2 separate regions of the Homo sapiens genome follow, and region 2 is linked to region 1. Evidence: chromatin loops called from intact Hi-C (ENCODE). Cell type or tissue: IMR-90. All regions are shown on one strand. Links, peaks and the distances in the headings refer to the core of each region. The heading gives the core; the rest is flanking DNA.

The links. A loop is a pair of places that touch in the nucleus more often than their neighbours do. Peaks named below come from ENCODE experiments on the same cell type or tissue, not always from the same donor. Only the 100,000 strongest peaks of a DNase experiment are listed, where the experiment ranks them.
Region 2: it touches region 1 in a loop (3.0-fold over the local background); 2 of 110 quality-filtered maps call a loop at or near these places.

Annotation. Positions count from the first base shown.
Region 1 is chr7:81,187,223-81,203,975 of GRCh38, forward strand. It overlaps the pseudogene LOC100420647. Among named protein-coding and RNA genes, the nearest start is that of SEMA3C, 280 kb to the left of the region's middle. In IMR-90, for the core only: no CTCF peak of the experiment used is centred there; a DNase peak (open chromatin) is centred at 8,029.
Region 2 is chr7:81,126,896-81,143,648 of GRCh38, forward strand. No RefSeq gene overlaps it. Among named protein-coding and RNA genes, the nearest start is that of SEMA3C, 220 kb to the left of the region's middle. In IMR-90, for the core only: no CTCF peak of the experiment used is centred there; no DNase peak of the experiment used is centred there.

The DNA.
Region 1 (16,753 bases), core at 3,737-11,736:
CTCTCTAAAGCATAAGGTAAAATACTCCAGTCCATTAATGCCTCCACTTGCATTTCATTGCCCACCTCCAAGAGTACTATTCTCCAAATCCAATTACTGTAACTTCAACTCTTTTAACTGTTTCATCTGGTCTTCATATCCATATATCTAAGTAATGTGCTATAGTGGGCACTTGTGAGGCACCACTTCCTTAGACCACTTAACAGTTTCACACATATTTGCCAGTGTCCAGTATCTAGCTACTCTATACACAAAAAGTCATTCAGCCATAAGCTTGTACAATAATGGAGTGCAGAATTTGATGTCCCCTAAAAACCCTTCAAATAATGAGATGAGCATAAGGACATAGGTGCACAGCTTCCTCATCCTTTGGTGGATAATTCTAAGACATGCCCTGCATGATACCTTAATGGGATATCACCAGAGGGATAGTCTCTGAGTTATTTACAGTAGTAACCAACTTGATAACATGGTAGTTACTGCCAGTTAACACTTCCCTGTCTTACTTTTCCCATAATCTCACTTTTATTTTCTGAGATTGCCTTTCCTATTCACTATATATTCCTAGGTCCTTACCTCTGGTTTGGCTTTCACAGTGAAGCCAAACCAGGACAGCTTGTTACACAGAGTCTGGAAAGCAGCCCTTCATGTTGGGATTCTGGAATTGGGTCACTGCCGAGTCAGATTTCAATAAGGAAAACATACTTGGTAAGTAGGGTGGTGACAATTGTTAATATGCTTCAACATCACATTTCCTGAGACTCCCAGATGTATTACACTGGAATGAGACAGAGATGGAAGAATCAGCACTGATTACAACAATGCTTCTCCAAGTGTAGTCCCTGGACCAGCAGCATTAGAACCACCTGGGAACTTGCTAGAAACACACATTCTTTTCACTTCCCTAGACATATGAAATAGAAATTTGAGGGATGGGGCCCAGAATCTGCTATTTAAGAAGGCTTCTAAGTGACTCAAATGTATGTTAAAGTTTGAGATCCACTATTATACCGGAATCACTTTGAAATTCTGACAATAGTGAAGGACTGGTGAAAATAAGGTGCAGATACTGGGACTGCCTTGGCAAAGTATGAAGGTAAGTGGCTAAACGCTCCAAAAATTGGGCACGTGAGAAAATTGGGCAAAAGTTGGGCCCATCTGTTAAAAGCAAACAAAAAAGTAACCTGTTTTTTTGAGATAAAAATTTGAGTTAAAAAAACTGGGCCCAGTACCTAATGAACTTATTATGTGAGACCAGAAATTGTCTATGTTTCCTAGGTCCTGGGAATTAACTATGTTCCCTACGTGGCCCAGAAGTTATTTCTTTCCCTTAGGCAATTAGAAATGGATGCACTAGTGAGGGGGTATCGGCATAATTGACAGGCTCAATGTAGTTGTCGTGTATAGTATAGGATTGAAGGTAAGAGAAACTACCCTGGAATTAGACTTATTATCAATAGACCTGATATGTTCCCATAATAGGCAAAAGCAAGTGATGATACTTACCCATCAGACACAAAGTAGGTGCAATTACCATTATAGCAAGAAAGAGGTGGCAGTCTTGGTGTTTTAATTTGCAAAGCTCTGTATGATGGCTAATATATTATATTATTTCCAGTGGTGAGAAAGATAGGCTCCTAACTAAGATATTGTTTGACTTGTATAACCAGATTTAAAAAATATTAAAACTAAAAAACTTTTGTAACCAAAAAAAATTCTTTAAAAATAAAAGGCTTTCTACCACCAAGATGAAAAAATCATAATCTCTTGCCGAATTTCTAGATTTGAGCCAAGTGACAAACTCAGGACCTATTGTTCTAAAAGGAGTGTGGCTTTCTCTGAAGAAGGGCTCTGACAGTCTCACTGCAATCACGTACAACATTATCCAAACCTTCCTCTAAAGGACCTAAAGATATCTTGTGATGTAGACACCCAGATCTTTTGAGGGTTGTGGCCTACACAGTTTGAGCTGACACTACCTGTGGACCTGACATATCACCATGCCTCCTCAGTTAGAGAACTATAAAGGCCAGATGATAAATGGAGTTGGGTCCCAAGTTTATTTCATAGTGGTTTCAGTGGGATGGTGGACCCATCCTGTGATCGTTTTTCCAACCCCAAAGTATATAATTGGGGGGATTATACTGAGCAACAGGCAAAACTCCCACATTGCATCTCTAGTTTGTGGAGTAAGAGCTACTATGATAGTAAAAATATTCAACTGGAAGCCCGTAAAATATCCCTCCCCCTTGTTCCCACTCAAGATAGTAAATCGGAAGCAAAACTACATGCCAGGAGGAATTACAGAGTTTGGCACAACCCTCAAAGAATTAACAGGGATGGTTTTCCTCATTGTATCAATGTACATTCCTTCTATTTCATGGCAAGAGAAGTCAAACGGATGTGAAAGAGGATAATGGATTACCCTAAACTTCATAAAGTGTTAGCCCCAACTGCAGTTGCTGTGCCTTATGTAACATCTTCTCTGGATTATATTAACATAGCATTTTACCCTTGGTGTGTGACATTTGATCTAATAAATCAGTAAAAATGATCAGAAATAGTTTACACTTATATGGAAAGATCAACAGTCACATTGTTGTCTATGTCTAAAAGCTATGTTAATTGTCCTTCTCTTTGTCACTATATAGTCTAGAAAACTTTACTATTTATGTTTTGCAGAAAATCATGCTGACCAACTATATTGATGACATTAGGCTAATTTGACATGGTAGACAAGAAATTCCAAGTACTGTGAGTATGCTGACAAGATAATGGCAGACTGTTGTAGAGATAAACCCTATAGCAATCTAGGGCCTGCCATATCAACTTGAGTTTTTTTTAGGGATAAAATGATCTGGAGCATGCCAAGTAAATGAAAGTTATTGGATCTTGAATCTTCTACCACTAAGAAAGAGGCACAGTGCTTTTTGGACCTCTTTGGATTTTAGGGAAGTATATTCTATAATTGAAAGTGGCTCTCTGACCTATTCATTATATGACTGTGAAGACTACCTATTTTGAATGAAACTCTGAGGAAGAAAGGGCTCTGGGGCAGGTCCAGCCTGCAGAGTAACCTTCCCTCCCACTTGGAAATCCTAACAAAATCAAAGATATCCTTGATAGCTAAAGATAGGTAAGTAGGAATTCTACAAGAAATCACCAGCATAATGTTATACGAAATATCAGTATGGATCCCTAGAATCTAGAGGGAGAATAGGCTTTCTGTCCCAAAGAACTACTCACCATTTGAAAATTAGCTACTTGTATGCTATTGAGCTCTGTCTGAGGTCAAGTAACCATGAAAACAGAGCACTGCATCATTATCTGGGTATTATCCTATCTACCAAGTTATGAGGAGTACAAATCCATTTTATGATGGAAATAGTAGACTTGAAATTAGGTCCAAGCTTGCTGGTCCAGAGGGTATAAGTATGTGAATCGATAGCTCACTGCCTCAAATCACCTACCTTTGCTGCATTTTTTGCCTCTCACTCAACTTATAGCAATGACCTTTTGGGGATGGGTCCCTTTAATCAGCTTCAAAACGGGAAAATTCTCAGGTCTGGTTATTGCATGAATCAGCCTAATATGTTGGACTGCTGCAGCACTACAGCTCCACACATGGGGGTCCCTCGAAGACAGTGCTGATCGTCTCCAAAGGACAAAGCTAAGTGAAGTGCCATCAGTTGGTAAGAAACGGCACATATGCTCATCAACTTTGTATGAAAAGGGAATTAACCTGACATAAATGTGTATACAGACTCCTAAGCAGTATTTAATCAACTGGCAGGTCTAACTGGAGCCTGCAAATAACAAGATGGAAAATCAGAGCCAAAGTGGTTTCAGGAAGAGGCATAAAGATAGACTTATGTAGGTCAGCAGAAAGTCTGTGGATCTTTGTGTCTCATATCAGCACACACTAGAGAGGACTGTCAGCAAAAGAGGTATTCATCAACAAGTAAGAAATATGACTCATCTGTCTGGTGTGTGCCAGTCTCAGCCAACCCTGTGCAATGACTCCAAAGTCAGAGGCAGGAATGGGTTCTATGTACAGTCCAATAATATGGGCTTCTTCTCACCAAGTATGATCCAGCTAAAAGCTGCCAAATAGCTAACCTGTCATTGACAGAATAAAGTTACCTTTATCCAAAAATGAAACAAAGATAATGTTCATGGGACAGAAATAGCTTTGGAAAAACAATTGACTGAAATGCCAACTGCAAGTGACTTTTGAAATGATATTTGTTCTAAATGCGGAAAATTGAAGGCTTCCTCTACATGTGAATAAGTAAGTCTTGGCAGTATTACTTGGCAGTACTACTGCTGGAGATTTTTCTAGACCAACGCTTTATGGTTGGGCTCTGCTGGCCTTCGAACTTTGCCTTGATGGCTGTCAGATGATTTCTGACACAAGCAAATCCAAACTATCAGAGAATCATTTCACCCTGGTTCACAAAGCTGCACACCTCTAGCTGTAATCTCATGTGAATGATGGCACTGAACTTGAAAGTTTTGTATGCAAGAAGGTTAATGAGAAAATTGAAACTCCAAAAAATCTTGTTTGGAGAGCTGGTAGTGACAACACCCGATTTTGCTTTACTACAGTATACAAGCTGGATTATAGATCTTCTGCATTTGGTAGAGTAACTCATGCCAGTCTGAATGCACACGGGTATACTGAAACCTTTCCATCAGGAGTCAAAGTGATCCTGTCAGCTTAAACTGATGGGAAAAACTTCCATGCAGAAGGTTATAAGGTCGGGTTAAGATTTGAACTGGAAGCTTAATGGATTTTGAGTAAAGCATTGCATTCGACCCTGCAGGTTAAGAGAAATGAACCCACAGTATATTGGCCTTAAAATTCTGTAGTATTTCAAATGGGAAAAGTTTTTAGTCTGTAAAATAACTATAGTTCTCCCCGTAATGAAGTCTTGGGATGGCAAGTCAATTCTAGAAGACACACTTGAAAGCACACATGGCAACTGTAATATTTGTGACATGTTTCACTTCAGTTCCTCAGTGTTATTTTATATGTGTTCAAATGACAGTATAGAATCATGTTGTAAAGGAAATGACCCAATTTGCCACTTTGTACTTCATGTACTTCAGTTTTCATGATCTTTAAATATATTGTTGTTTGTACTATAGTTGAATTTAAGTTACTATATTTGAATTTAATTTTGTACCAAAATAAAATAAATACATCACATTTGGGTCACAGTTGCCCATAAAAATATAATTCAGACATGTCTTATTCTGGCCAAGATGTAGCAACAGGTACCAAAATTGCCTGTAGCCTGAAATAACTAAATACCATAAATAAATACATAAATAAATAAATAATAAAATGATACTGATCAGTCTATATGTGTGAAGAAACTTAGCTAAAGCCAACAAATGGACTGCTTGATGTGATTAAAGGGAATGATCTCTGGGAATTTCACAGGGCTGGAAGTATTTCTGTTTCAAGCAGCTAGAGATCAAAACTTCATCAAACCCATGGGGCATAGGATAAGCACCCAGAGAATTTTGCCTCAGGAGTAGGGAGAATTAGCTGCATGCTAAACACTGTTGCATTTCTAATGAAAAAATATAAAATAAAAACAAAACCCAAAAAGATAAAACTGTTTTAATGTAATATAACCATAGTGCAGAGCAACACTAACAAATTAACACCTAACAATGTACAATTTCCAATGTTTAGTATCCAATACAAAAATTATTAGGATTCAAGAAACTAGGGAAATACAATCTATAATGAGTAGAAAAATCGATTATTTGAAACTGATCCATTAAATGGAACAGATGAAAGAGTAAGCATAGAAGGATATAATGACAGTTATAATTGTATTCTATGCATTCAAGAATCTAGAAGATATGTTGAACCTGTTAAATAGATACATATGATACATGAAAGACCTAAATTCAATTTCTAGAGGTAAAATTACAATGTCTGAAATAAACAATACACTGGACCTGCTTAATGGAATATTGGGACATATTAGACATACATAGAAAAAGTTTAGTGAACTTGAAGGCACAGCAGTAGAAACTATCCCAAATGAAACCCGGAAAGAAAAGTGAATTAAAAAAAAAAAACAAAAAAACGAACAAAAACAGTGGATTGGTGAATAGCAACAATTTGAAGCACCCCAACATACATGTAATTAACATTCCCAAAGCAGAGAAGAGAGGGGGGAAGGCAGAAAAAATGTAAGAATACTTATAAAAACATTTATTTCCAATTTTAATAAATGTTATAAACCCACAGATCTAGGATGCTCAACGAATCCCAGTCACGATAAACATGAAGATCTATACCAAGTCACATAGTAATGAAATTGCTTAATACCAGTGATGAAGAGAAAAACTTGCAAGCAACAGAGGAAAATAATACACACACACACACACACACACACACACACACACACACACACTCACATACCCCACATGCCAAGGACCAAAAATTAGGATTGCACCAGATATCCTGTTGGAATCATTGCAAACCAGCAAACAGTGGAACAATATTTTTAATGTGCTGAAAGAGAAATATTTGCCAACTTAGAATTCTAGACTCATTTCAAAAATTAAGACAAAATTAAAAAGAAAAATGGACATCAAAGGTAAAATAATTCATTACCAGAAAAAAGAAATGTCAAAATCATTTTTGGGGGACAGAAGGAAAATGATACTAGATGAAAATCTGGATCCACACAAAGCAATGGAAAATGCTGGTAATTACCTAGAAAAATGAAATTGACTGTTTTCTTAATATTTAAATATTTTTGAAATAAAATAGATGAAGGACAAATAATGGAGTGTAGGGTTTATAACACAGGAAAATGTAAAATGTATGGCAACAATAGTACAAAGGTTAGGATGGAAGACATGAATTCACCCTTAGAGTCTTGGAAGGAGCATGGCCTTGCTTAATTTCATACCTCTAGCCTCCAGAACTGTGAAAGAATAAATTTCTGTTGTTTTAAGTCACTAAATTTGTGGGAATTTTTAATGGTAGCCTCAGGAAACATGGAATGCGTGTTTCAAAGTAGTGGTTAATTTTTTCCATATACGTCTCTATTTTGTCGAAAGTTTCTAAAATCATTTTGCTTATTTTTCGTTTTCTATTGTTAAAAAGTTCATTTACAAACTTTTATTCCACTTACATTTATTTAATTAACTTGTTCTTCACAATTATGCTTAGATTACTTAAAAATCTTAAATAGGATATTAGACAAAGGTCATCATCTCAAGGTATTTCCCTGTCAATTATTTTTACAGTATCTGCATGTTAGGCAAGGATCACAAAAGTAAGAATGTAGAAAGTTGAATAATTGGGGTTTTGTTTTATTGTCGTGCTTTATATACATACATCGATGGACACTGCACTTGTGCATTTGTTCTTAGGTTGAACCCATTATCTTAGGATTTTAAACGTCTAATGGAGAGAGAAATCGTGTGTTTGCCTTCTGTATAATTCTGACAACTCTGAAGGCATGACCATTTTAATTAACTAACAATATTCTTATTTATCGAAGTTTACTGAAGTAACATGAACTTGAAAAACATTTAGTTTATGTGATAGTTAATATTGTGTCAACTTGATTGGACTGAAGGATGCAAAGTATTGTTTCTGGGTGTGTCTGTGAGGGTGTTGCCAGAGGAGATTAACACTGGCGTCAATAGACTGGTAGACGAACACCCACCTTCAGTGTGGGTGCGCACCATCCAATTGGCTGCCAGTGTGGCTAGAACAAAACGGGTGGAAGAAGGTGGGATAAGCTGGCTTTCTGAGTCTTCCGGCTTTCATCTTTCTCCCATGCTGGATACTTCCTGCTCTTGAACATCAGACACCAGGTTCCTTGAGCTTTGGACTCTTGGTTTGCCTGGGGCTCTCAGGCCTTCGGCCACAGACTGAAGGCTGCACTGTCAACTTCTCTACTTTTGAGGCTTTGGGACTCAGACTGAGCTACTCCTAGCTTCCTGGCTCTTCAGCTGCAGATGGCCTATTGTGAGACTTCAACTTGTGATTGTGTGAGTCACTTCTCCTTAATAAACTCCCTTTCATATATACATGTATCCTAGTAGTTCTCTCCCTTTGGAGAACCCTGACTAATACAGATTAGTTTGCATTTTTCTTTCTTTTTAAAATCTATTTTGGCCTTTATTAAATGAGAAATAAATTTTTATAATATTTGGACCACCATACATCTGAAGTGTTTTTACAGCAGCTAGCATCATGTTAATATAAACGCTATATCTGGCCCTATTACATTGGATACCAAGTCCTTAAGTGATGCTTCTTTTTTTTTGGTGTTTTTAAGTTTTTATCTTTTTCAACTTTTTTTTTAGATTCAGCAGGGTACATAAGTGACATTTATGCGGATTCAATTATGGTAAATATAGCATGCTAGGGTGATTTCATTTTACCTGCGGGGGATTGTGGAACGTTGCAGATTCAGAAATACTAACTAATAGTGCAAGCAAGGCAATCTCAAACTGTTCTGGAGATTAACACAATTCTTAGGGAATTCATGTAGCTCTCTAAGTAATATCAGAGTCCAGCAATCAAACAATAGTTTACCCTGCAATAAAGAGCACAAAGGCAGACGATTCAAGAGCAAATGAAACTTGAAGTATCTGGGGAAAGAGACTAGAAACTGTATACTTACCTGGGCTTTGATATGACAAGCTTTTTTCTTTGCTTCAAGAATGATTTAGAGTCACTTTACTCAAGCCTGAGAGAATCTCAAAAATAAACTTTAGAGATTAAGAATAGGTGGATAAAAGAAAAAGCAGAATCTAGTTTCAGCTAGTTTAAATTACCTTATACTTTGTTCTAAATTACTTATCTAATATTTAAATAAGTGGTTTAGGCTGGGGGCGGTGGCTCATGCCTGTAATCCCAGCACTTTGGGAGGCCGAGGCTGGTGGATCACGAGGTCAGGAGATCAAGACCATCCTGGCCAACACGGTGAGACCCCTCCTCTACTAAAAATACAAAAATTTAGCTGGGTGTGGTGATGCGTGCCTCTAGTCCCAGCTACTTGGAAGGGTGAGGCAGGAGAATCGTTTGAACCCTGGAGGCAGAGGTTGCAGTGAGCCAAGATGGGGCCACTGCATTCCAGTCTGGCGACAGAGCAAGACTCCGTTTCAAAAAAATAAATTAATTAATAAGTGGCTTAATAGTCTAAATGTTTTGCTTTGCTATTCTAACACAAAATTCCACTTGTATGGGAAACATCTAAATAGGATGGAAAGATTTGAAACATGAAACAAAACCCAAGGCATCTCCATGAATCTGTTGACTGAAAACCAAAATCCGGATCAACACATCTACAAGGTAATAGCCTCTGGAGCACTGGCTTTACACATTCAAGTCTGTTGTTGGTAAATATTACAACCAACTCCAAGTAGTTTATAAACTAAGAAATATAAAATGCAGTCATTGTCCTCTGGGAAAAAAAAATCTAGGAACACTGGGAATTGAGTTTTCTGCATGACTTTGATACATTGCATATTAATGTGATTTTGATAAGGAATTTCAGGAAAGAAAAAAATTACAGGCCACTTTGTTAACCTGGCATTCATTTACCTCATGAAAAATTCATGAAATTATAATACGCAAGTAAATTCTAAGTAACTCTTAGATTAATTTAAGTTGATTAATCCTAGATTCACTCAATTCTAAAATCTTTTCACGTGAAATATGTCTCATATACATGTCATATTCTCTTCCATATTAAGCTAAATTACTTTAATTTATGTAAATCCAGATGTGTTTGAAGTGTGATTGAGGCCATATATTTTAATTCAGAGGATGATTTTTGGCACTTAGTCCTATGTAAGATATTTTCTGATGTGCCAGGTAAAGGATACATGATGAGAAAATTTCAATTATGTCCATTTCTCCCTATTGAATTTTATCTTCACATTCCATTTATTAGCACAGGCATTGAATGGAAATGAATTTCAGAAAATAATTAAATATTTTATTTCACGTCAGCTTTTCATATCACGCTTCCTCCTTGTTGACAATAGTCTTCAGATGCAAATGTGCATGTGTAATCCAGAAATTAGCTGTCATCACTACCTGTAAAGGTTTAGATCACATTATTTACGTTACTTTCTCTACATTTCTGAGAAATCTCAGGAGGACTTTGCATCATCGTGGTCCCTTCTGGCTCTATTTTCCTGCTTCTGCTTAACTTGCTTAGGTAATAGATTATCTTGCTTTTCTCCATCTGCAGTTTCTATTTGGCCTCACATGGACCCAGATGTGGAACTGGGACCATTTTTTAAATGTTCACAAAAATAACCTTTCCCATTTAATGTTTGCAATTACTTTTGCACCAACCAATAAGTGTGAATTGCCTCATGCAGGATTCAGCTGAGGGGAGGAGGCAGGGGTCACATCTTTCAAACACTAACATCTTTGTAATGAAAGTTGAGCATCCTGTCCCTCAGCAAGCGGGTATTTGTTTCTTTCTGTCTGCGAAATGCCCTTTAACAAGTTTTTGTCTGCCCTTTATCATATCTCTCTTCTCCACATTCTTCAGCCCTTCTCACACAACCAAGTAAAAGGTTGCATTTTCATATTTGGACCCAGGGAATGGCTTGAGATGTTCTAAGTTTAGGAGGTTTGTAAAGTCATTAGACTGGCATAAACATAAATGATGACAGAAGAAAATCCAGCACTTCAATATATGGAAGACAGGAGCCAGCAACGGAGACAGAAAAAGTAAACATGGACGTAAAATGAAACCTAGTAAAGTATGAAATCACAAAATTCAGTGGAAGGAAAAATGCAAATAAGAAGGAAGTGATAACAGTATCAAATGGCAGCAGTGGATTGCATAAGAAGAGAACTGAGAATTGATAATTCGATATGAAAAAAAGGTCATTGATAACCTTGTCACAACCAGTTTTAATAAAATGTTTTAAATACAATTTTAGGATTAGATTTAGGAGAAATTTGGAGGTGAGAAACTGGAGATAAAAAGGTTTGTTGTAATAAAGTTCTTCATTAGGAAAAGTTTAACTAAAGAATGATATAGTGTCTGGGAGACCCTGTAAGATGGTAATAATTTCAGGATGATGGTAGGCTGATGGTAATGGTAGATCAGTCAAGGAAAATGTATGATGCAAATGAAAGAATTAGAAGAGAAAAAGATGTGTGCTATAGCTCAGACTCTGTGGAGGGGTTGGTTTTAGATAGAAACAGAGAAAGTTTATCTGTTTTGACCAGAATGAAAGGCAAAATGTAGTGATAGATATAGACAAGTCTATGGACTGTGACATGGGATATTTCCTGTTTGATCACTTAACATTTTCTCAGTGAAAAAATACAAAAATTTTTCTTTTGAGATTGGAGATGGGAGATGAAATGATTCTCAAATAGCTTGCTCTGGTAGAAATTGTTAGCTGTAAAGTGTGTAGTAGCAACTTATCTGTATGACACCCTCAACAGTGTTAGGTATTTAAAATGATTTTTCAAAACTGTATCTCATTGTCAATTAAATTTGCATGTTTTTGATAATCTGCAAGTGAACTCTCTTTTTTTAAATTACATATCCTCATTTAACAAAATCAATATGGAGCACTAGAAGTAGGAAATGACTAATTTAATCCAAGATATTCTCAAGAAATTTGTATTTGTTTTAGGTTCTTTGCATTATTGGTAACTGTGTCTGCTGTGCTTTGGAATAAGGTCCAAGATTTGAAAATGACTTTGGAACTCTCTCAAGAAATCCCTTATCCAAGAAATACGGATAAATAGCCATGTGGAGATGATCAACATCAGGAGTATGGTTGTACAACCAGAGCTGATGAATAAACTTTTAGGTATTCCTAGTTTTCTTTTTCAATAATATAAATACATTTTAAACAATTTATGTGTGCTTCCATCTCTACTCCATATACTTACAGAACTAATATAAAGATATTTAGCTACACAGCCAAATGCCAAAGTCATAACTAGTTTATCCATCTAATTGTTAGTGGACATGGAATTCATTTTCCTCTAATTTTGTTGTTGTTGTTATTGTTGCTCTATTTAAATTATGAGACAGAAATCAGTGGAAGTGTAATTAAAGCTGAATAAATGTACAGGTTTCTTTCTACTCCATCACTATTTACTGGTTCAATAATGGATTTGCATGGTGTTTAAAAAATCAATTCCCTGAGGACAAGGTTATAAAATTTAGATTGAGCGAACACTATCAGAGGTCAAATTTCTCATAGTTAGGTGGTTAGCTGAGGTGTATGTTGGCAAAATAACATCTGTAAGTATGAAATTAAGTATTCTTTGCCAGAGATAATATTGCTCAAAGTAGCTTTGCCAAAATATTTTTGGAATTAAAGGTGTGTTCTCATCAAAGATGTGGTTACTTAGGTTTATAAACATTACAATTCAAGATTTCAAGGTTCAACTGTGGTTTATCTACTGCATACCTACCTCTACCATGAGGGATAAGTTTAACCTGTGCACTGGGTTAAAGGGATGTAAATGAAATAACTCTAGGAATATTGTCAACTTTTTTAGACATGCATTACTAATGAATCTATTCTTCTTTAATAAACCAGAACTAAGATAATTTTCCATAACAATTTTCTCTTTAAAGCAGAATACACAGATGTTCATTATGTACATGTAGGTGTACGTGTATATAGATAGATGTAGATGTAGATAGTTACAGATATATAGATAGATGTGGTCCTACTCCCCAAAGTAGTCTTAGAGCTTTTACTTGGGAGTTCATGTTATTGATTAACAAAATTTTAAATTTAATATCTTGCTAGATTTGCAACCTTCAAGTCTCAATGAACTCCTTTCCATTTTGACTCTCATATTGAGTCCATTTTCAAGCTCTATCAATTAATCTTTCCTTTTCCTAATCATTTACATTTATTTGTTCCTACCTATTTTCTTACCCCATCTTGGTTTAGATCATTTCCTCCTTACCCTTGGATTATTGAAATAGTCTCCTTTTCTCTCCTCTTTGTCACACAAACTTATTTTCCCAAATTGATGGTTAGGTGAGCCATATGGCTGATCAGCAGCCATTGAAATGTAAGGAGCAGTAATGTCCGTTACCCCAGCTCATATCCTCTATATGCTTTGTTGTAATGTATGGGTTCTCTGAGACGGAAAAAGTATTTGACAAACTCATCTTTGAATATAAAACTTCATGATGATCAATGGTAACTCATTTTGACTATCTCATCAAAAGCATGTCTTATCAACTTTTGTTGTTTTTTCCTCCCAAACAATTCTCAAGGTAAATTATTTTTCTTCGTATTTTTCCATATTAATCTCATCCCAGATTATATCTGAGGCAGAAGGTGGGGAGCAAAAAACCACAATGCTTTCAGAATGTGATTTCCCAGATATATAATAGCAGCTCTGAGACAAAATCAGATTGTGGCGTTTGTCTACATACAGAGTAACAGAGTTCTTAGATTCATATCTTGGAAGTAGAGTATAAATAACATGTATGACACAGAGTTAGATGTTTCAAATACAATTATTAGGTAAATAATTAGCTGATTTTTTCTCATGGGTTCATGCAAAAGTGGACCAATTCTACTCTAAAGGCTCTCCTGCCATATTTGTAAATAAAGCCATAAAAACCAGTCTCTCTGTTCTTTGGTAGCCATTAATACTGTTTCAAAAGGAGATGGGTTTATTTCTTTTTGGAGTGGAGTAAGTTCCCTCCATCACCTTCCGTGACTCCTCTATCTTGTCTTCCTCACAATCCTACTCTCCTTTATAAAAGGGGATCCCAAATTGTCATTTGTTCCAGACAGTTTTGGAACATTTTTGTAGAGACAGGGTCTCGCTATGTTGCCCAAGCTGGTCTCGAACTCCTGGGCTCAAGTGATCCTGCCTTGTCTCATAACTTTTGATATGTATTTCTTTGTTAAACTTTAAACATCTCTGGGAAACAATATAAAATTTATTTTCACTCTATTTTGTAAAAGTATGTTGAGGTCTCATAAATTTTAAATGACTTCTCAAGTGATGCAAATGGCATTTTCTCTCTGCTATCTTCCTCCTGAAAACATATAACCCCTGTCTAATCATTAAACAACATGAGACAAACCCCAATTGAGGGACAGTCTACAAAATATCTGCCCAGAACACTTCAAAACTGTCAAGGTCATCAAAAACAAAGGAAGTCTGAGAAACCGTCATAGCCAAGAGGAGCCTACGGAGATGTGACGACCAAACATAATACGCTATCCTAAATGTGATCCCAAAACAGAAAAAGCACATTAGGCAAAAACTAAAGAAGTCAGAATAAAATATAAACTTTAATAATAATGTATCAGCGTTGGTCCATTAATTGTGACAAATGTACCGTATCAATGTAAGATTTTAGTAATAGAGTAAACTTGGTGTGGGCTTCATGGGAACTCTCTATGTTGTCTTCACAATTATTCTGTAAGTGTAAAACTGTTCTAAAACTAAAAGTTTATTTTAAACAATTAAAAGATTGGTTACTTTAAATTCAAAATTTAAGTCCAATGTATCTGTAAATTCCATATTTTTCTGCTATATTATGTTGTTTCATTTCTTTTGCTACTGAAAAGGAATTTTTTATTGTTGTTAAGTTTAATTTATTGTGAATGGAGAAACAGGACTGAAGTGAACAATCACACAGATTAAATTATAAAGTCAGAGTACATAAATTGTACTCAATTTATGTACTTCACCCAATTATCATAAGTTTTTACATTAGGCTTTATCTCCATTAAAAAATTAATATAAACATCTATGCATTTGGTTATCGTAGGTTAACATTAGTTGAGGGTCAACTCTTTGTCAGTCACTGAACCATTTACATATATTATTGCTGGTATTCTTCATAACAAAAATATAAATTATGCACTAGTATCATTTCCGTAATACAGAGAAGGAAAATGAGACAGGAGAGGTTATTTAACTTGCTTAAATCTATGCAATCAGTTAGTGGTACAGCCAGGTTTAAGAGAAACAAGAATTGGTCCTCCAGCATCACATATGTCCTCGTTTAGTTACTGTGAGATTACTTTATAGATTGAGCTTTCAGTAAATAATCCTTATGGAAAAAGAATCATTAAATCAATGCGATAGTAAATTCTTTTCATGGAAAAAAGAATCATGAAATCTACAATTCTAGAAAAATTGCTCTTCAGGTGCAGCTAAATGGCTATGTTTGTGTCATAGTATGTGACTATTGTAACCTTACTATAAACTTATTTGTGGTTGTTAAAAACATAGTCTATAATATAGCATGTGTAATTGCTCATTAATAACGTGGCTAATGTATGAATTAAAAAATACCTTAAATAACTTTAAAATTAGAGCAATATATTTTCATGACTTTAATTAACAAGGAACTATATTTAATTTTGCACTCTTTCTCTCTATAAACACACGCACATACACACAGAGAGAGAGAGTGAGTGATTTACTTCTAATTCTGATGTGCACAGACAGCATATGTTTTGTTTTTTACCAAATTGGTATGAGGAATTGATACTATCATCATTTTTAGATGTGTCCACTTAAGTTTCCAAGATCAAAACATTAGAAACACACATAGAATATTCACCTAATGTACCCTGTCCATTTTATGCAGATTCCTAAAATTAAAAAAAACCTTAATACTTCCTTTAGCAACATTTCTTTTGAAAAAGAAGATAAAAGTAATAATTTGCTGTATAGTTACTCATATTCAAATAGAAATAGCAGTGTTTAATAGCATTATGCATAAACTGATAAATAGAAGCACAAAGAAGACCCACTTCTAATTATGCTCAAAAGGTTATATAACTTTTCTTTAAAATAGCTCCGTGCATGAGTGATTAAAAAAGCAGTGTCCGGCCAGGCATGCTGGCTCACACCTGTAATCCCAGAACTATGGGAGGCAGAGGTGGGCGAATCACCAGACTTCAGGAGTTTAAGAGCAGTCTGGCCATCATGGTGAAACCCCGTCTCTACTAAAAATACAAAACTTAGCTGAACATGGTGGCATGACCCTGTAATCCCAGTTACTTGGGAGGCTGAGGCAAGAGAATCTCTTGAACCTGGGAGGTGGAGGTTGCAGCGGGCCGAGATCACGCCATTGGACTCCAGCCTGGGCGACACAGTGAGACTCTGTCTCAAAAAAAAAAGCAAAAAAAAAAAAGCAGTGTCCTTAAATAGAATGACAAAGATTGGTGAGTGGCACCACTTTGTTGGGGGGGTGGGGAGGCTGAAATATGTTAAGCAAAAGGTGACACAATTTCAGATACTTGATTTTACCACGATCTTTATCCATGTGGCTACATGGCCGTCAAAAATACATACTTATTAGTAAAACTGGACCATTTCCTTCTGGAAGCTGATGTCTATTGGAGAATGCATCTATTATACTTATGTATTCAGAAACACTGCAGACTCTTTTCCAAGCAGATTTACATTGATCTGCCTTAATATTCTATACATTACTTTTTAGTCAAAACTATATTTCAACTGGCTTCTATCACTTCTCAACTAAGTGAAATTAGTTTTTTGGTCTTTTTTTTCCACCTGTATACCATTATCAACTAGCATAGTGTTCAATATAATAACGACTCAGTAAGAATTTATAGGATTAACTCACTAATTAAACTGACCAGCTGGGCGCGGTGGCTCAAGCCTGAATCCCAGCACTTTGGGAGGCAGATGCTGGTGAATCACTCGAGGCCAGGAGTTTGAAAGTAGCCTGGCCAACATGGTGAA
Region 2 (16,753 bases), core at 4,306-12,305, 60 kb before region 1:
TTAGTAGAGACGGGGTTTCACCATGTTAGCCGGGATGGTCTAGATCTCCTGACCTCGCGATCCGCCCGCCTTGGCCTCCCAAAGTGCTGGGATTACAGGCGTGAGCCACCACGCCTGGCCGAGAGTTCCTCTTGGTATTGATTTCTAATTTTATTCCACTGTGGTCTGAGAAGGTATTTGATATAATTTTAACTTTAAAAAAATTTATTGAGACTTGCTTTATGACCAAACATATGGTTGATTTTGTAGAATGTTCCATGAGCAGAACCACATATTCTGTCATTGTTGGATGAAATATTCTGTAAATGTCCAGTAGGTCCATTTGGATTTGGTCTATAGCCTAGTTTAAGTCTAGAGTTTCTTTCTTTCTTTCTTTCTTTTTTTTTTTTTTTTTTTTTGAGACGGAGTCTCGCTCTGTCACCCAGGCTGTAGTGCCGTGGCGCGATCTCGGCTCACTGCAAGCTCCGCCTCCGGGTTCACGCCATTCTCCTGCCTCAGCCTCTCGAGTAGCTGGGACTACAGGCCCCCGCCACCACACCCGGCTAATTTTTTGTATTTTAGTAGAGACAGGGTTTCACCGTGTTTGCCAGGATGATGTTGATCTCCTGACCTTGTGATCCACCCTCCTCGGCCTCCCAAAGTGCTGGGATTACAGGCGTGAGTCACTGCACCCAGCAGTCCAGAGTTTCTTTGTTGATTTTCTGCCTTGATGATCTCTCTAGTGATGTCATTGGAGTATTGAAAACCCCATGATTATTGTATTGCTATTAACCTGATTTCTTAGGCCTAGTGTTTTTTGTTTTATGAATGTGGGTGCTCAGGTGTTGGGTGCATATATATTTCGGACAGTTAAATCTTCTTGTTTTATTGTATCCTTAATATTATAATGCCCTTCCTTGTCCCTTTTACTGTTGTTGGTTGGAAGTCTGTTTTATCTTATATGAGAATGGCTGCTCCTCCTCTCTTTTGTTTTCCATTTGTGTGATAAAGCTTTTTCTACCCTCTTACTTTGAATCTATAGCTGTCTTTGATCTGCAGGTTTGTCTCTCCTGGTTGAGCGGGTTTTTTTAATCGAATTTTCCAATTTGTATATTTTAAGTGGATCATTTATGTCATTTACATTCAAAGTTAATTTTAGTATGTGAGGTTTTGTTCCTGTCTTAGTGCTGTTAGCTAGTTTCTTTGGAGTTTCAATCAGTGAGCTTTGTACTTAAGTGTCCTTTCATGATGGTGAGTATGGTCCTTTTGTTTCCATGTTTAGAATTCCTTTGAGCATTTCTTGTAGGACCCAGTCTAGTGGTGACGAATTTCCTTAGCATTTGTTTGTCTGGGAAAGCTTAGTCTTATGAAGCTTAGTTTGACAGGAAATAAAATTCTTGGCTGGCATTTTTTTTTTCTTTAAGGAGGCTAAAAGTAGGCTCCCAGTCTCTTCTTGCTTGCAGAGTTTTTGCTTAGAAGTTAGTCAGATGGGATTTCCTTTATAGGCAGTTAGATAATTCTCTCTTTCTGCTCTTAAGATTTTCTTCCTATGCATTGTCTTTTGCTAGTCCGATGACTCTGTGTCTTGGTGAGGCCCTTCTTGAAATTTATCTTCCAGGAGTTCTCTAGCCTTCTTGTATCAGTATATCTAAATCTCTCCCAAGACCTGGGAAGTTTTCCTGAATAATTTTCTCAAGTAGTTTTTCCATACTTTTTACTTTTTCTTCTTCTTCCTATGGTGTACCTGTAATCTGTGGGTTTGGATGCTTTACATAATCCCATATTTCTCCAAGGCTTTGTTCATTTTGTAACTTTTTTTTTTATCTAATTGGGCTAATTTGAAGGACCTGTCTTCTAGCTCTAAAATTCTTTCTTTCACTAAGTCTATACTATTTTTAAAGGTTTCAATTGTATTTTGTAATTCCTTCAATTTTTTTTTTATTTTCAGTTCTATTTTTTTCAATGATGTCAATATCATTTTTCAGATTCTGAATTGCTTTTCTGATATCTTTGTGTATGTTTTCAGCTTTCTCTTCAATCTCAATGAGCTCCTTTAAGATCAGTATTTTGAATTATTAATATGGTACTTCAAAGATTTCATTTTGGTTAGGATCTGTTGCTGGAGAGTTAGTGTTCATTGCGGCTGTTGTAACACTCAGTTTTTTCATACTTTCAGAGTTGTTTCTCTGGTTCTTTGTCATCTAGATAAGCTATCTCTCTTTATTTTTTGAATTTGCTTTTGTTTGGATGAGGCTCTTTTCCTTCTCAAGGAGGTGTCTATAATGTATGCTGTATAGAGTCCTTTGGCTTTGGTTCTGGATGCTTTCAGTGGCAAAGAGTCTGTATAAGTTCCTTCGTTGTAAATAGCCTTTGTATGGTGGCTTTCCCAAATGCTGATTGTAGCAACAATGTACTGGATGTTTGAACAGGCTCACTGTATCCTGAAGGGCTAAAATGGTGGAGATTTCTGGAAGCTTATGTCATAGGCCAGTGGGTGGTTCTTATGGGTAAGAACTGGCTACAGCCAATGTGGATGTGTATATAATTGATCCTTAATTACTGGGAGAAGCTCTCTGTTGCCTCAGGTAATGGGCTGATCTGTGGAATGCACAGTGGTCTGAGCTCCCTGCTCAGCCACGGAGGGGGGCCCAAGATGAAGAAGCTCACCTATAGGTTCCCCAATGGAAGGCAAAGCACCAGTTCTGAAGGGTTCTTGGGGGTGGCCACAAAGTATCCAGAGGTGTGTCTAGATTTGGAGTTGGGAAACCTCTGCTACCCCAACTTATCTGCACAGGAAGATGGGGCAGACTAAACTCCTAATTTAGAAGTGTCAGTGCTCCAAATGCCTTGATATATGCCTGGGAACCAAGTAGAGAGCACGCTGCTGCGCTAAGATCTCTGCACTTGAAGAGGGGAGGTATCTGATGCTCCTAATCCAAGTAAGCAGGTGCGCCAAGTGTCTGGAAATATGTCCTGGCATGGGACAGAAAAGTAGCTGCTGCAAGGGGTAGATGAGGTAGATCAAGCTTCTAACCCAGTGGAGCAGGTATGCTTTAAGCTGGATGATATGCATGGAGAAGGAGTGGAGAAACAACCACCACCACAAGGTTGTTGCACGGGATTAGAGGGGTAGCTTAAACTCCTAATTCATGGACGAAGGTGTGCCAAATACGTGGAACTACATCTGGGTCTAGAGATGGGGGAGTGCCCCTGCATCAAATTATTTGCATGAAAAGGAAGTGGTGGCCCAAGCTGTTATTCCATGAGGGCAGGTGCACCAAAAACCTGGAACGAGGTCCAGGTGTGGAGCAGAGAGTGTGCCACAGCACCAAGATCTCTGCACAGGAACGGTGGTGAATAGAAATAGAAACAAAATGAACTAAGTTCTAATTATAAGTCTGTTATATGTCTATGGAACTGAAGAAATGTATGACCTTGTATGCAGTGATTAATGAAAAATTATTTCCATTGATATCTGTTTCCATATTTAATTTGTCAACTGGGAAAATTATTATTTTAAGAAACACCTATTATGCACAACTTTAGCTAAAATTATATTTATTCTAGCTGGATTTACTATGTCAGGGTATTTGTCATCCACCTAAAATATTTTATATCACAAAAGACACTTCAAATAAAAATTAACATGCATCTTAGAATTGTATAGCATTTGTGTCATTTTGCTCATATCATTTTATGTGTTTCTTGTAGATGAACAAGAAAATGTTTATAAGGCTCTTATTCCAACTTTTACATTGAATTTTTACCAGAACCTATTACAGAAATCATACTAGAATTGTATTTTCACTGCATAAAGTCCTTTACTTTAGATTCATTCTTATAAGCCCGATATGTATGATTATTACTTATCTTCCAGAAATTGTTAAGTTGTTGATGAACAAGGACTCCATTGTTCATTTGTAGCACATATTTTTTCATGCCTGCTTAGATCACATTCTCTACTGAAAGAATGAGTATAGGTTGTCAGATTTATACCACAAACAGTTTTTCCTGTCCATTGCCAATTGAGCTGTAGATGAGTATTGGACCCAAAGAAATCCACCCAACTATAGGTCAAAGGGATAAGGTTTCTTTTGCAAACATCTTCAATTGGTTGATAATGGTCTTGGGAGTTGAATGGTTATGAACATTGGTGGATTGGAGCTCCTCTGACGAAGGAAAACCAGGGCTAAGCTGAGTTATGGAGATAGACACGATGAATAATCTGAGAAAACTAATCTGTTGACAGGCAAAAAATATCAGAAATAAAAAATCCATGTAGCCCAAAAAGGGAAGATGGAAGTGTGTGTCATTGATTCCCATACTTTCTTTGTAAGACTTCAAGCAATCGAAGCTAATGTTTTCTTGTTTATTTTTTTTTTAATCAACTGGCTGTACCTCTTGCAGTTTGACTTCAATTTTTTATCTTTTAAAAAGCTAACTTTTATATTTTTGTTCTGTGTGGGTTTCACTTCTTTGTAAAGAAAAAGCTTTGCCATTAAGTATCTGTAGTGAGCAGCAACTCTACAGGATCTATATGTATACTGCACACAGTGTAACTACTTGTTGTAACAATTTGGGCTTATAGAAAAATAAAATCATTGAAAAGATCTCTAGGATAGAGAGATGCATTTCTTCTTTCCAGTGGGATTTAATAATTTCTATTAGCAAGAAATTATATTTCCAGTATTCAGATCTAGATACAAAATTACTTTATGCTCAGACTCTTTAGAATAACTTAGCCAGGAAGAAAGTATATATTCGAATATAGTACAGCCCTCTTTCATTCAAATGTTTTTATTCTTTTAATTTTAAGGTCCTTCTTGTCTACTTTATTTTTATATGAGACAAATAAATTGGCTTGGTAAGAGTTTTCCAACTCTCACAGACTTTGTTACATAAAACATAAAGGTTTTTGAGAAGGAACTGGAAAAATTGCTTAGGGTGGCAAGTAGGTTTGGGGAAGTAAACAACTGAGGCTCAGACCCCTTTCATATTTGATGATCAGTACAATTAGGCATCTCTGATGATTGAAATATCCTGATTGAAATCCACGAGCAGAAATGTGCAACAAAACCACCCCTCCAAAGGGGTAGCACATTATGAAAAACAAAGGAGTCCAGACCCGTGGCCAAAAAATATTATTAACCTAGAATATAAGTGGGAAAACCTAGTTCTAGGTATGCTGTGCATCTGTGGCAAGAAATACCTCCTGACCTAGCTGTGCATATATATATATATATATATGCACACACACACACACACACATACATATATTTTTTTCTTCTGGGACAGAGTCTGACTCTGCCACCCAGGCTGGAGTGCAGTGGTGTGATTTGGCTCACTGCAACCTCCACCTCCTGGGTTCAAGCGATTCTTCTGCCTCAGCCTCCCGAGTAGCTGGGATTACAGGTACGTGCCTCCACACCTGAATAATTTTTGTATTTTTAGTAGAAACAGAGTTTCACCATGTTAGCCAGTCTGGCCTCGAACTCCTGGCCTCAGGTGATCTGCCTGCCTCGGCTTCCCCAAGTGTTGGGATTACAGGTGTGAGCCACTGTGCCCGACCTATATTCTATATATTCTTAAATCACATATTGCAGATGATTGTCGGTTTGAATAATATGTAAAGAACAGTGACACTAGACAGCAATGTGGACCTCGAGGGATGCTGGCTAGACAATAGGTGGAGAGAGATTATCTCTTCCATGCCTCCACCCTCTGATTAGATACTTTCAGACAGGCAATAGCATTATCCTAGCAGTGAACAGAAAATGAGTCAGATTTAGAAATACTGTTTGATGCAAACAAAACTTGAATATGACGAGAAAATTTGCACTACAAAGGAGAGCAATGCCAGCCAGATCAGTGAAGAATTCCTTCAGTTTCACCTGCCTTTGACTCTGGCTGCAAACTCTGCTGTGGTACTCTCATTTTATTATGGTACACCTGAGCTCTGTGTCCTCTTTCTTCTCAGATCCAGTTCTTCTATTGCTTTCAAAATCTTTAGGCAATATTCTTCTTCTCTCTGTAGAAAATATTTTATTATTTGTAAATAGAAGATTACTACTCATTTGAGTTTCATAGCTGGCCAATACCCATTTCTCCAATCTCATTGCCAACATTCACATGTGACATACCCTAAGTTCTCAACCAAATTCCCCCATTCTCTAGCCATCCTGTAGAACCTGAAATGAACCTCACCTCCTTCCCTAGACTCAAGGACAATTAAAGCAAAAAGAGTAAGTTATTTAACTACTTCCAGTGTTCAACATTGAATGTTACTGTCCTGAAGTGATCAGGCAAATGTTCTAGAAGAAAAGAACAGTGCTTTGGTCTTTAGTTTTACTTATTTATTCATTTATTAATTGAAAAACTTTTTATTGAATGCCTAGTATATAACAGGTATTGATACAGTTTGGCTGTGTCCCCACCCAAATCTCATCTTGAATTGTAGCTCCCATATTCCCACGTCATGGGAGGGACCCAGTGGGAGGTAATAGAATCATGGGGAAGGGTCTTTCCTGTGATGTTCTCTTGATAGTGAATAAGTCTGAAGAGATCTGATGGTTTTATAAAAGGGAGTTCCTCTACATAAGCTCTCCTGCCTGCTGCCATGTAAAACATGTCAAGACATGTTGCTTCCCCTTCTCCTTCCACCATGACTGTGAGGCCTCCCCAGCCATGTGGAACTGTGAGTCAATTAAAACTCTTTCCTTTATAAATTACCCAGCCTTAGGTATGTCTCTATTAGCAGCATGAGAACAGACAAATACAGGTATTATTTATGCAGTATGCTAAACTAGTGTTTCTAAAGAATGCCAAGATCAAGGTGCCAGCAAATTTGATCTGTTGGGCTTTCTCTTCTTCATAGACGGTGCCTTCTCCCTGTGTCCTCACATGGTAGAAGGGGAGAACTCTGGCCTTGGCAGCTCCTTATAATGACACTAGTCTCACTCATGAAAACTCCACCCTCATGACTTAATCATCTCCAAAGGCCCCATTTCTGTGTAAGTGTGTGTGTGTGTGTGTGTGTGTGTGTGTGTGTGTGTGTATGAAAGAGACAGAGTTTTGCTCTTGTTGCCCAGGCTGGAGTCCAATGGCACGATCTCGGCTCACCACAACCTCCACCTCCTGGATTCAAGCGGTTCTCCTGCCTCACCCTCCGAGTAGCTGGGATTACAGGCATGCACCACCATGCTTGGCTAATTTTGTATTTTTAGTAGAGATGGGGTTTCCCCATGTTGGTCAGGCTGATCTCAAACTCCTGACCTCAGGTGATCTGCCTGCCTTGGCCTTCCAAAGTGCTAGGATTACAAGCGTGAGCCACTGCGCCTAGCCGGCCTCATTTCTTAATACAATCACACTGGGAATTGGGTTTCAACATAGGAATTTTGGGGAAACACAAACATTCAGAAAGTAACATCTCATAACTTAAGTACAATGATGTAACGCTAACAACACTTAAATACTACAATATAAAGTTAATGCATTTTATGTACATGATAAGAGAATAATGAGGGAAGAAAACAAGATACTTCTTATAAACACACACACACACACACACACACACACACACAATTCATAACAAAATAAAGAGGAAATACTCACGACAGTTTAAAAATCTGTTTTAGTTTGCTCAGGCTACCATAACAAAATATCACAGATGGGATGGCTTAAACAACAGAAGTTTATTTTCTCACAGTGCTGGAGAGAGAGGGCTCTGGTGTCTCTTTCTCTTCTTACAAGAACTCCAGACCTGCTGGATTAGGGCACACCCTTACATCCTCATTTAATTCCAGTTACCTCCCTAAAGGCCCTAACTCCAAATACAGTCACAGTGGGGTCAGGACTTCAAGATATGAATTTGTAGGGAACAAGTCAGTTTATAATAGTATTCAATAGATTTTGATCCTTATTTTTATTATACTGGTAAACAATAAATATTTGATTGTTAAATGTATTTGTATTAGTTGGGATATTGAATTTTTACTTTTAAAACTGTTAAAATGTATATATATGAAATAGATTTAACATAATTTCCATTGACTAGAAAGCATAGCTTGTTTAATTGTGCTGCATTTTATTGCACTTCATGTATACTCTTTTTTACAAATTGCAGACAAGACAAAGGACTAATACTTAAATGTATACTTTTCTAATAATTTTGTTATCTATATTATGGTCTTCATATATATGGTGGAAATGCTATATAGTGGTTTACTTCTGTGTAGTTTTTCAACACTGTGTTCGTTGATGTCATGTTGGTAGTGTGAAATAGGACATGATGAGAAAATTGGTGCCATGGCAATTAGAAGGCTTGATTTAGGTTTTTGGATGGCTTTGATGTAATAAAATGATGAAGGATATATTAATAATGCAAATTATGTTTAAAAGTGTGTTGTATCTGCATCCATTTACATTGTGAATAGTCCAAAAATAGCCTAAAATCTGAAAAAATCTTTCAGTATTCATGAAAGATTATTTTATTCAGCAAAGAAGTTACTCACATCATTGACAAACGAGTGAAGGTTAGACATACATCTCTGTTTTATCACATTTGTCTTACTGATTAAGGTAAAAGGAAATGTCAGTCCATATTCATGATGAACTATGATCTTGCATCAACGACAGGAGCAACTTATTTGCTGAGTCAGATTAAAACCATTTATTTAGAGTCTGTCTCTTTTGTCACACTATGCTGACAATAGAATAATAAAACCTGAGTGTACTTCAAGTTATAGGTGTAAACTGCAAATAAGGTGGGTATAGTCACTTAAAGTAAGTTTTTTTTTATTTGTTTGTTTGTTTTTTGAGACGGAGTCTTGCTCTGTCGTCCAGGCTGGAGTGCAGTGGCACGATCTCAGCTCACTGCAACCTGGGTTCAAGCAATTCTCCTGCCTCAGCCTCCCAAGTAGCTGGGATTACAGGTGTGCGCCACCATGCCCACCTAATTTTTTGTATTTTTAGTAGAGACAGGGTTTCACCATGTCAGCCAGGCTGGTCACGATCTCCTGACCTCATGATACACCCTCCTTGGCCTCCCAAAGTGCTAGGTTACAGGTGTGAGCCACCGCACCTGGTCTAAAGTAAGCTTTATGTCTAAAATTATGTAATGTAGTTCTCAGCAGGGCTTTTTATGTTAGCAATCTAGTGGTGGCATTAATTTTGCTAACATTTGTAAGTGCATTTTTTTTAGCAAGCTGATCATTAATTTTCTAGTATATCACTTCCCCCAAGTCTCACTCAAGGGACTTTTTTAAGTTGCTAATTTGGAGTGGACATAGAAGTGGCAGTAAACAGTAACAAAACATTAACAGTCTATTTTTTATAGTTATAACAAGAAAAAACTGTTATTATAATCCTTAGGCTTGCAAGAACTAAATATATATTTTGGTGAGCAGGAAACAACTGGTGAAAAGCTCTTTTCCCATTTCTTCCCTCTCACCACTTCTTTCTCACAGATCAAATATGGATATGGCTAGTCTGAAGTGAAGAGGAGTAGAAGGTCTGTGAAGCACCCATCACTCTTGAATATTTGAGTGGAAAGCCATTGTTGGAAATGGAGTGAATGGCTTTCTTAGTCCTGGAACAGAAACCTCCCACTTAAGACAACGTTGACTTTTCCCCTGCATGACAATGATGCCTGCTCGATAAATATAAAGCAGATTTATTATTTTTTTAAATCCATTTCCTAAGCAACACACTTGGGCTGTCATTGATTTTTTTGTTTATGTCTCTCTTTTTCTTTTTTCTTTTTTTTTGAGATGGAGTCTTGCTCTGTCACACAGGCTGGAGTGCAGTGGTGTGATCTCTGCTCACTGCGAACTCCACCTCCCTGGTTCACGCCATTTCCTGCCTCAGCCTCCTCAGCAGCTGGGACTACAGGTGTCCACCACCATGCCCGGCTAATTTTTTGTATTTTTAGTAGAGACAGGGTTTCACTGTGTTAGCGAGGATGGTCTCGATCTCCTGACCTTGTGATCTGCCCGCCTCAGCCTCCCAAAGTGCTGAGATTACAGGCGTGAGCCACCACGCCCAGCCTGTTTATGTCTCTAAATAAGCTCTTTCTCCTTCTTTCTTTCTCTGCTCTGCTGTTAACTATAAGAGAGTTCAAAAATTCTAGCACTGTGGAAACATTTTTCCAGGAACTTAATATAATGACTGTCTCTTCAGAAGTGAATGCTGAGGTTGATAACTGCAGCATTAGGTTACCAGTCAAAAAGGTGAGCACTCGTTAGGAGGGGTAGGAGAGATGAGCTAGTTTTAGGCATTTTCAGGCAGAGTACACGTGGGATATGCATCTGTCTAGTCCATTTAGGCTGTTATAACAAAATACTGTGACTCATTGGCATATGAATTAGATAAATTATTTCTCACAGTTCTGGAACCTGGGAAGTCCAAGATTTAGGTGCTGCAGAGTCAGTGTCTGGCGAGCGCCCATTTCCTGGTTCATAGAATAGTGCCTTCTCGCTGTATCCTATCATGGTGGAAAGAGTGAGGGAGCTCTCTCAGGTCTTTTATAAGGGCACTAATCCTATTTATGAGGACTCCACCCTCATGACCTGATCACCTTCCAAGGGCCAAAACTGTTAATACCATCACTTTGGGGATTATGATTTCAACACATGATTTAAGGTGGCCATAAAGACTCTGGCTACTGTATTATTTATTCTTTCTCTTTTTGAGAATAATGAAAACAGATATCTGTGTAGCAGTTTATGGTATATGTAGGGTGTACATATTATTTAAACCCCACAATCCCCACCACAACTTGTTTTAATGGGTGATATGTATATCTTGATTTTACCTCCAAGGAAAACTGTGAAACTGTGACTTCAAGAAATAAAGTAATATTTTGAAAATACCATTTGAGTAGTAAGAATAAAGCAGAATCTTGAACTCAAAGCTTTTGATTACAAAGCTCAGTTTCTTTTCATCAAATTATGCTGTAACCCTTTTAGAGCAATGCTTTGCTATATGTAATGATGCCACATACCTTTTGGAAATTTCTATCTGGAATTACATTCGAGGTATTTGTTTAGTTCATTAATAGTAAAATATATAGAATGAGCAAAATTAAATGTTTTATTTGTTTTAACCATATTTTTCTCACATCTGTAGCTTTTGCCACAATTTCATCTTAAAGCTAGGGAGGCTTTAAAGTGTAAAGACAGATATGTGCTGTATTTTTTTGTTTGTGTATATGGATATTATATACTATAAAATAGGTTAAATGGTCTTTTAATTTTTTGATACATAGTGTAAATTTTTGTATCTTTTAAAGTTTTGCACTTTGGAAAACTCAATGTATAAAAAACTTCTTTTTGTTAATTAGCAATAAAAAGAAATTCTGTAATTATACTCTCAGGTTAAAATATAAGAAGCAAAGAAATATAGTATGCAGTCCAATATGTAGCCACTACTCACATATGCCTACTTAAATATAAAATGATTAAAATCAAATAAAATGTCAAACTCAATTCTTCACTCTCACTAGCCATATCTCAAATGCTCAGTAGCCACATGTGACTAGTGGCTACCATGTTGAACAGCACAGATATAGAACATTTCATTCAAAGTGGAAAATTCTATCAAAAAGCACTAGGATATCATCTCAGCATTATGATTTAGAGAGGACCTGAGAGTCAAATTGGCCCTCCACCAGTTTTTTTAAACAAAATATTATGGGATCACAGCTATATCCATTTGTTTACAAGTAGTTTATGGCCATCCTGTCACCAGAAATAGCAGATTTTGAATAGTTGCAAGAGAGATCTTATGGCTCATGAACACTAAAATATTTATTATTTGGTCCTTTACAGAACACAATTTGCCAAACTCTGACCTAGAACTTCTTTTATAAGCAATTAGTGGTATGAATTTCTGGCTAAAATATTATTTTTTATGAGTATTTATAATATTTTGACTTCCTAATTCTCCTCTTCCTTCTCCTTCCTTCCTTCTCTATTTTCTGTTATTTCAATCATATATTTCTTTACTTGAGGAATTTCTTGGTAACTTGATAATGAATAGAAGAACTTGGACTTACATTCATAAATACTTTTATCGTTTTTAGCCACCAAGACATTACAGTAAAAATACAGTAATGTTTCTAATAAATGTCAGAGAACATCATTATTCTGACATGTGATACTGGGATATGGAAAGGAAGCAATCATTCTGTTTTATGGACTTGAATAAAGAGGAAAGTCCTCCAGGAATGCAGTCTTATACATACTTCCTCTTTTTTTTTTTTCAAGAGAAAGTTCATATTTCTAGTATTAGTGGATATGACTACTTTTCACTTTAGGTTAATTTATTTTAAAAAACTCTCTAAAGATAGGATTAAAAACTGTTAAGTTTTCTCATTCAATTCTTATCTAAAAACATTCCAAGACCCTCCTCAGCTCTTTGGCATAATAAAATGAATAGGAAAGAATTTTCTTTGATCTCATATGGAACAATAATGTCTACATAACATACAATTTACCTGCAAAAAAAATCCCTTGCTGCTTGAGGATAAATGCAGTTAAAAGTTGAATTCAAGTAAAACCCTTAGCTATGTAGTAATTGCCAATGAAATTTTTCTGTTTATTAGCAGTGATAGCCCCCTGATAAGAAAATCTATTAGGCATTTTTCACACGTGGCAAAGCAAATATTCCTTTGACTCTGGATGGATAAAACAATTTACCTAACATTTGGGTAGGTCCTTTACTGTGCATCATTTCATTCATTTTGCCCAGTATTTAAGAAATAACTGAGACATGGTAACATGAGTTATCTACCCCATCTAATACACTGTAATAGTCATATACACCCACCTGGCATTTACACAGCGTTATATGGGAAAGAATTCATGGCACAGTGTATCCTAGCTCTGCTTCTTAGTAGCTGTGTAGTTTCCCACAAGTTACTTAATTTTTCTGTTTTTCATATTTCTCATCTATAAAACAGGGATTAAAAAGTATGCATATGTCATGGGATCGTTTGAGAATGGAATGAATTAAATGCTTGTGAAATCCTTTCAGCAGTGCCCCAGTAAGCGCTGCCTAAATATTAGAGAGAGCCGTGTTATTCCTGGTGGAAAAATAACATGCATCAGAACCAGTCAGTTTTGTCCTTAAATCCTAGTTCTTCACTTCTTGTCTTGTTAAATTCATTGAGTCTCATCTTTTTCATCTGTAAAATGAATGTAATACCTAGTCTCAGTAGTTGTAGTAAGGTGCAGTGAGAAAATAATGTAGCATGCCTGGCATATAATAAAATGCTAATAAGTGGCAGTTTATATTAACATAATTGTGTAAATAGGAAGACTACAAATTAGCTGACTTGTTTAGTTAGTCAAGCCAGCCAACATATATACAATTTTAAGCTCATTTCCCCAAATATCCTCTGAGACAAGCCTTGTTAAAATTGTTGAACAAATGTCTAACCAGTGAACTTTGTGCTTGCCTTTCAAGAAAGGCGTACTCTTTGCCTTTGCCAATACACGACTTCCACTCCTATGGAGTTAAGCTGAGAAACATGACTTCATAGACCATGAGAATTGCATGCAGGCTGAAATTATGGAGAACAAGCTCCTCATTCACAGATGAGGTCAGTGAGATTCACAAAGGTTAAACTATCCCCCCAGAGTTGCACAGCTATTTGGCCAAATTTCTTCCAGGAAGCTGGACTGACCCCAGCCCATACTGTTTCTTCCATTACATTGCATTTAGTATTTATATATGCTCATTTTGGATACTTGTTTATATTACTTCAGGGATGTTCTCTCTAGCATAGGCATATAAATTTTCCCCAAGTCCTATGATTCTTGAAAAGCAGAATCTTGGTTGTTTTTTTTTTTTTTTTTAGTCCCTGTTAAGCAGATGCATTCGTGTTATGAACAAATTGATGAATATTTATTTAACCAGTGAAATTGTTATGTGTTTCATATAGACTGAAAATTCTAGTGCGTGAGGAGGAAGTGGAGCAAGATGGTCTAACAGAAGCCTCCTGTGATCTTCCCCTCCCCATGCAGGAACACCAAATTGAGGAACTATCCACAAAACAAAACAAAACAAAAACATTTCATAACATTCAAAAGTCAGGTGAGTGATCTCAGTAAGAAGCACTGGAGGGGGCAGGAAAGACAGTTTTGAACCACCTACAACACCCCTCCCCTACTCCCTGGCAGCAGCCACATGGTGCAGAGAGAATCTGCGCTCCTGATGAGGAGACAGTGTGGTGACTATGGGACCTTCATTAGAACTCAGTGCTGCTCTGTCACAGCAGCAAACGACATGGGGCAGAGCTTGGCTGACACCAATGGAGAGAGCATTTATACCAGCCCTAACCAGAGGCAAATTGTCCTTGCCTGCTGTGAAAACCTGAGTCTAACTAGCCCCAACACTGGTGGCAAAAGCACTGTGGGGTCCTAAATAAACCTGAAAGACAGTCTAGGCCACAAGGACTGTAGTTTCTAGACAAGTCCTGGTGCTGTCCTGGGCTCGGAACTAGTGGACTTGGGGCATATGATCTATTGAGATACTAGCCATGGGGGCCAAGGGTGTGTTTGCATCACCCCTCCTCCAACCCCAGGCAGTACAACTCACAGTTTCGGTTCCGGGAGAGATTCCTTCCCTCTGCTTGAGGATAGAGAGGGGAAGAGTAAAGAGGACTTTGTCTTACAACTTGGATACCAGCTCAGCCACAGTAGAATAGTGAGAGGTGCCACACAGCCCTCGCTTGCTCTCAGCGCCTCCACAGCCTTGGCACTCACTCTGGCCGCACTTGAGGAGCCCTTCAGCCCGCCACTGCACTGTGGGAGCCCCTTTCTGGGCTGGCCAAGGCCGGAGCCGGCTCCCTCAGCTTGCCGGGAGGTGTGAAGGGAGAGGAGCGGGCGGGAACCGGGGCTGCTTGCCGGCCAGCGCGAGTTCTGGGTGGGTGTGGGCTCGGCGGGCCCCACACTCTGAGCGGCCGGCCGGCTCTGCCGGCCCTGGGCAATGAGGGGCTTAGCACCCGGGCCAGCGGCTGCGGAGGGTGTGCTGGGTCCCCAAGCAGTGCCGGCCCACCGGCGCTGCACTCGATTTCTCGCTGGGCCTTAGCTGCCTCCCCGAGGGGCAGGGCTCCGGACCTGCAGCCCGCCATGCCTGAGCCTCTCCCCCACTCCGTGGGCTCCTGTGTGGCTGGAGCCTCCCCGACAAGCGCCGCCCCCTGCTCCACGGGGCCCAGTCCCAACGACCACCCAAGGGCTGAGGAGTGCGGGCACATGGCGCGGGACTGGCAGGCAGCTCCACCTGCGGCCCCGGTGCGGGATCCACTGGGTGAAGCTAGCTGGGCTCCTGATTCTAGTGGGGACTTGGAGAACCTTTCTGTCTAGCTAAGGGATTGTAAATACACCAATCGACACTCTGTATCTAGCTCAAGGTTTGTAAACACACCAATCAGCACCTGTGTCTAGTTCAGGGTTTGTGAATGCACCAATTGATACTCTGTATCTAGCTACTCTGGTGGGGACTTGGAGAACCTTTGTGTCCACACTCTGTATCTAGCTAATCTAGTGGGGAGGTGGAGAACCTTTGCATCTAGTTCAAGGATTATAAACACACCAATCAGTACCCTTTCAAAACAGACCACTCCGCTCTCTGTAAAATGGACCAATCAGCAGGATGTGGGTGAGGCCAGATAAGAGAATAAAAGCAGGCTGCCCGAGCCAGCAGTGGCAACCCGCTGGGGTCCCCTTCCACACTGTGAAAGCTTTGTTCTTTCACTGTTTGCAATAAATCTTGCTACTGCTCACTCTTTGGGTCCACACTGCCTTTATGAGCTGTAACACTCACCATGAAGGTCTGCAGCTTCACTCCTGAAGCCAGCGAGACCACGAACCCACTGGGAGGAACGAACAACTCCAGATGCACCACCTTAAGAGCTGTAACATTCACGGCGAAGGTCTGCAGCTTCGCTCCTGAGCCAGCAAGACCAGGAACCCACCAGAAGGAAGAAACTCCGAACACATCCGAACATCAGAAGGAACAAACTCCGGACACGCCGCCTTTAAGAACTGTAACACTCACCGCGAGGGTCCGCAGCTTCATTCTTGAAGTCAGTGAGACCAAGAACCCACCAATTCCGGACACAATAGGGCACCAGACAGATTCCTAAGGCCTCTATTCCAGGCCCTAGCTACTGGACAACATTTCTAAACACACTGTGGGTAAGAAAGGAAACTGCTGCCTTGAAGGGAAGGAGCTAGTCCTGGCAGAGTTAATCAACTGCTGACTAAAAAGCCCTTGGGCCCTGAATAATCAGCAGGGGTACTCAGGTTCTACTTGCCGTGGGCCTTGGGTGAGACTCAGAGGTATACTGGCTTCAGGTGAGACCTGCCACATTCCCAGCTGTGGTGGCTATGGAGAGAGACTCCCTTTTGCTTGAGGAAAGAAGAGGGAAGAGAAAAGGGAACATTGTCTTGCAGCTTGGGTACCAGCATGGCCACAGTGGGGTAGAGCACCAAGCAGACTCCTGAGGTCCCTGATTCTAGGCTTTGGATCCTGGATGGCATTTCTGGACATCCTCTGGGCCAGGAGGGAGTCCACTGCCTTGAAGAGCAAAACTCAGAACTGGCAACATTGACCATGAGCTTACTGAAGAGCCCTTGAGCCTTGAGTGTAGATCAGCAGTGTCCAGGCAGTACCTGCTGTGGGCCTGGGATGCTGGTGGTTACTGGAAGGAGACTCCTCTGCTTGAGGAAATGGGAGGGAGGAGTGAGGAAGACTTTGTGTTGCAGCTTGG